Linked DNA regions of Homo sapiens: region 2 is linked to region 1. Evidence: read pairs that join two places in POLR2A ChIA-PET (ENCODE). Cell type or tissue: OCI-LY7. All regions are shown on one strand. Region 1 overlaps PRDM10 (PR/SET domain 10). Region 2 overlaps PRDM10 (PR/SET domain 10).

Region 1 (2,500 bases):
TGATCATAGCTCACTGCAGCCTCGAACTCCTGGGCTCAAGCCATCCTCCTGCCCCAGCCTCCCAGTAGCTAGGACTACAGGCACATACCACCATGTTTGGCTAATTCTTTTTTCCTTTGAATTTTTTAGTAGAGATGAGATCTCGCTGTGTTGCCCAGGCTGGTTTTGAAACTTCTGGGCTCAAGTGATCTTCCCATCTTGGCCTCCCAAAGTGCTAGGATGACAGGCGTGAGCCCCTGTGCCAAGCCAACAGTAATTCTTTAATACCCACAAATATATTTAAAATACCCAGTCAGGGTTTTTATATTTCTATGATTGTCTCAGAAATTTTTTAAAAAATAGTTGGTTTGCTTGGCCAGGCACAGTGGCTCACGTCTGTAATCCCAGCACTTTGGGAGGCCAAGGCAGGTGGATCATGAGGTCAGGAGTTCGAGACCAGCCTGGCCAACATAATGAAACCCCGCCTGTACTGAAAATACAAAAATTAGCTGGGCATGGTAGTGCGCACCTACAGTCCCAGTTACTCAGGAGGCCAAGGCAGGAGAATCGCTTGAATCCAGGAGGCGAAGGTTGTGGTGAGCCGAGATCGCGGCACTGCACTCCTGCCTGGGCATCAGAGCGAGACTCCATCTCAAACAAAAAAGTTGGTTTGCTCATATTGGGTTCCAAATAAGGGCCATACATTGCAATTGATGATGACTTTTGAGTTTCTTTTAATATGTGTTCACTCTTTTAAGTTATAATTTCTGTGTTGAGGAAACCGGGTCATTTGTGCTGTTTTCCGCATTCTGGATTTTGCTGGTGGGATTCCCATGTTACCAAGCAGTGAATATGTGCTCTTCTGTTCCTTTCATTTCCTATAGACTGGCAATTTGAGCTACAGGCTTGCTCAGGTGCAGTTTGTTTTTTTCCTCCTGATACTTCATAGCTGGTGTGTGTACTTCTATCAAGAGCACATAATGTTCAGGCATCTCTCTTCTTGTGATGTTAGGAGCCATCGATGTTTATTCTTTAGCTCCATTATTTCATTAGGGCTGCAAAGTCGTGATATTCTTTTTTTTTTTTTCTTTTTCTTTTTGAAATGGAGTCTCGCTTTGTCACTCAGGCCTAGAGTGCAGTGGTGCGATCTTGGCTCACTGCAACTCTGCCTCCCAGGTTCAAGTGATTCTCCTGCCTCAGACTCCTGAGTAGCTGGGACTACAGGCACCCGCCACCATGCCTGGCTAATTTTTGTATTTTTAGCAGGGATGGGGTTTCACCATGTTGGCCAGGCTGATCTCAAACTCCTGACCTCAAGTGATCCGCCTGCCTTGGCCTCCCAAAGTGCTGGGATTACAGGAATGAGTCCATGTGCCTGGCCATGATTCTAGCACCTTATTCATTAATTAGCTAGAAAACTTTTATAAAGAAAAAAATTTTACCTTCACTACCAAGTTACTCTCAGTTACAGTTTGTACAAGAAAGGCAGGATAAACACTTTAAATACCTGATTCATTTCCTTTGTTTACCAGTTTTCACAAAATGAATTGATTTCTTATGCTATCCAAGGTGATAGGGTTGTGTGTGCACGTCTTATGGTGGTTATGGACCCCTGGATTTCAACGCCTGGTGTGTTTCAGCCGATTGCAGGTGTGATCCTTACCCATGCTCGAGTGATCCCCTCTCTGGTTTGTAGGAGCCTCTTCTAACTGGCTCCTGCGTTATTCTCACATGCCTCGATAGCCTTTCGTCACGTCTTGTGTGCTGGGAAGACACGATGCCCCACAACTGTCTCACAAGCTTTCTGCCCAGGTCTGGAATCAGCCATTTTCCCAAGAAACTCTCATTCCTTTTAGTAGAAAATGTTATTTAGAGACCATCAACAAGATGCTAGGGTGGGCTTTATTTTTAATTTGCTCTAATAACACTGGTGGTGAAATAAAATTCAAGTTGGATTAAATTATAATTGCCAAGTGTGGATACATTTGTGTCACAAATTCAAATCTGAATATAAAAGATAAAAATATTGATTTAAAAGGTAACTCTTTGTGACGTATTTCAAGGTTTTAAAAATTGTTGAGTATTTGTCTTTGTGGATATTGAGAAGCCACATTTGAAGGGGAATGCACTGATTGTCTCTGACACTGGGTATCTGCGTACCAGGCTCTTCTCAATTCGTAGCAGAGATGCTTTCACGGCACCAAGAAATCACATCATTGTGAGACTCTCATGGCAAGCAAATCAGTGCGGACTGTGGCTACTGGTTATGTTTTTGTTTCTAAGACTTGTGTTAAAATCTGAGACCACTGAACTATGAATATTTCCTGTTTTTTAGCATCTGAGATTCAAATGATGACGCTTCCTCCGGGTCAGTTTGTGATTACAGACAGTGGTGTGGCAACTCCAGTTACTACTGGCCAGGTGAAGGCGGTTACTTCGGTAAGCTACGCTACTCGGTCGGGTTTTTCCTGTCCAACCTGTGGTGCTGTATAGTAACTCTTATCACCACTTATCTCGTAAT
Region 2 (2,500 bases), 57 kb before region 1:
TCAGGCTGACCTCAGGCTGATCTGCCCGCTGCGGCCTCTCAAAGTGCTGGGATTACAGGCGTGAGCCACCTCGCCCAGCCAAATTGTTAGATTTTTAAAGAGTATAAAATGTTTTGAAAATTCTGAAGCTCTGTATGGCTCGTTTGTGAAATATGAAAATTGATATATTTAATCACCTACTATGTACTAGACCTTGTGCCTAGAGTTGTTACATACATCATTTCACCCTCACAATAAAATTATCTCCATTTTACATATGATAGATAATCACTTTAACTGCGCTAGTATCTTCCCTCAGAGATTCCAAAAAATGTGGGATACTAACACATAAAATGCAAGATACATTGTAAAGCAATGTATGTCCAAAAGTTCTCATCATAGTGTCACATGTAATTGCAAAATATTAGAAATAACCTAAGCGTTTATGAATGCAAGATTAAAAATATGCAGCTGTAATGAAGAATGAGGAATGTCTGTATATATATGGAACAATATGAAAGGTATGATATTACATGGGACAAACAAGATATAGAAGAAATGCTACCTTGTATGGAATCAGTAGTGTGCATCTATTTGTGGTTGGAGAGGGAGAGAGTATATATGTATGCTTGTGTGTATGCACACAAAATAATTTTTGGAAGAAAATACAATAAATTGATAATATAGGTTGCTTCTGAGGAACGGCTAGGGCATTCCAGGTAGGGAGATTGTCCACTGTATACCTTTTTGTGCCTTTTGAATTTTGAGCCAGCTGCATTTACTACCTATTAAAAGAGATACAAATAAAATTAAAATAGAAGAAATAAAGTATACCTTTCTAGAAATGAAAACAAAGACAAAAAGACTCTCTGGGCTGTGTGTGTTTTGTGAGGGCATGGGCTGTACCTGCCGATCCCCGCAGCACCCCAGTGCCTAGCATAGTACACGCCTGCGCATTTGTGCCATCAGTGAGCCAAGCTGAAGGAAACAAGCCACTCAAATTCCTCTATCGGAAGGACACCACATCTCTTCTGTGGTGTCTCTGCTAAAAATACATATCCTGAATCTAACCATGAAGAAACATCAGACAAACTTAAATTGAGGAGCATTCTGAAAAATAAATGACCTGTGCATTTCACAAATGTCAAGGTCATGGCAGACCAAGAAAGAGCAGGGAACCGTTTGGGATTGAAGGAGACTGAAGGGCAGGACAGCTGAGCGTGCTGTGTGCAGTACCGGATTGCATCCCAGGCCAGGAGAAAAAATGTCGTATTCTTTTTAAAGGACATTCATTAGAGTTGACAAAACTTGAATAAGGTCTGTGAATTAGGTAATATTACTGTTACCGTGTTAACAGCCTCATTTTGATAGTAGTACTGTGGTTATAAGAAAATCTTCTTGTTTTTAAGAATTAGGCACTTAGGAATTTAGGGGGAAAGGGGCATTGTGTTGGCAACTTACTCTCAAATGGTTCAAGTGAGAAAAGGGAGGGAAAGAAAGAGAAAGAGGGGAAATAGTAAAGTAAACATGGTACAATGTTAACATGCAGGGAACTGGAGTGAAGAAACACAGGAATTCTTTGTACTATTTTGACAACTTTTATGTCTGAAGTTATTTCAAAATAAACAACTTTAAAAAAAAAGTTTCCTACATGGAACATGTTATGACTTCTTCTCTTCTCTTCTCTTCTCTTCTCTTCTCTTCTCTTCTCTTCTCTTCTCTTCTCTTCTCTTCTCTTCTCTCTTTTTTCTTTCAGCAGGGTCTCTCTGTGTTGCCCTGGCTAACCTTGAACTGGGCTCAAGGGATCCTCCCCCTCAGCCTCTTGAGTAGCTGGGACCACAGGTGTGTGCCACCACGCCGGGCTCTGATTTTGTAATTACTGAGCCTTTTATGTCCTTTTGTACAATTTTGTAGTTTTCTTCTTACAGATCTTTAGATGATTGGTGACATTTATTCCTTTCATTTTTTTTTTTTTTGAGATAGAGTCTCACTCTGTGACCCATGCAGGAGTATAGTGGTGTGATCTAGGCTCACTGTAACCTCCGCCTCCCAGACTCAAGCGATCCTTCCACCTCAGACTCCCAAGAAGCTGGGACCACAGGTGCACACCACCACACCTGGCTAATTTTTGTATTTTTTGTAGAGATGGGGTTTCACCATGTTACCCAGGCTAGTCTTGCACTCCTGGCCTCAAGTGATATGTCGTCCTTGTCCTCCCAAAGTGCTGGGATTACAGGTGTGAACCACTGCACCCAGCCTATTCCTTTCTTAATACCTTTTGTTTCTTTAAATAATGGCTTTGTTGAGATATAGTTTATATACCATAGGAAACTCACCCTGAATATCTTTGTATATATTTTTAAATAGTACTGCTATATAAGGAAGGTATGCTTTAAAAAAAATCAACTTTATTAGGGTATAATTTAAATGTAATAAAATTCACATATCTTAATAGGTTGATAGCTTTTGACACACATATTCCTTATGTAACCACCACCTCAATTCAGATGCAAGATACAGG

What was found. Peaks named below come from ENCODE experiments on the same cell type or tissue, not always from the same donor. Only the 100,000 strongest peaks of a DNase experiment are listed, where the experiment ranks them.
Region 2: POLR2A ChIA-PET joins it to region 1 with 5 read pairs; 2 of 35 experiments call an interaction of 5 or more read pairs at or near these places.

What each region holds. Positions count from the first base shown.
Region 1 is chr11:129,905,556-129,908,055 of GRCh38, reverse strand. It overlaps PRDM10 (PR/SET domain 10), which reads left to right. Exons shown (of 21, transcript NM_199437.2): 20 at 2,315-2,418. Among named protein-coding and RNA genes, the nearest start is that of NFRKB, 11 kb to the right of the region's middle. In OCI-LY7, no CTCF peak of the experiment used is centred here; no DNase peak of the experiment used is centred here.
Region 2 is chr11:129,962,604-129,965,103 of GRCh38, reverse strand. All of the region lies in intron 1 of PRDM10 (PR/SET domain 10), which reads left to right. Among named protein-coding and RNA genes, the nearest start is that of PRDM10-DT, 39 kb to the left of the region's middle. In OCI-LY7, no CTCF peak of the experiment used is centred here; a DNase peak (open chromatin) is centred at 954; H3K4me3 peaks cover 709 bases; H3K27ac peaks cover 916 bases.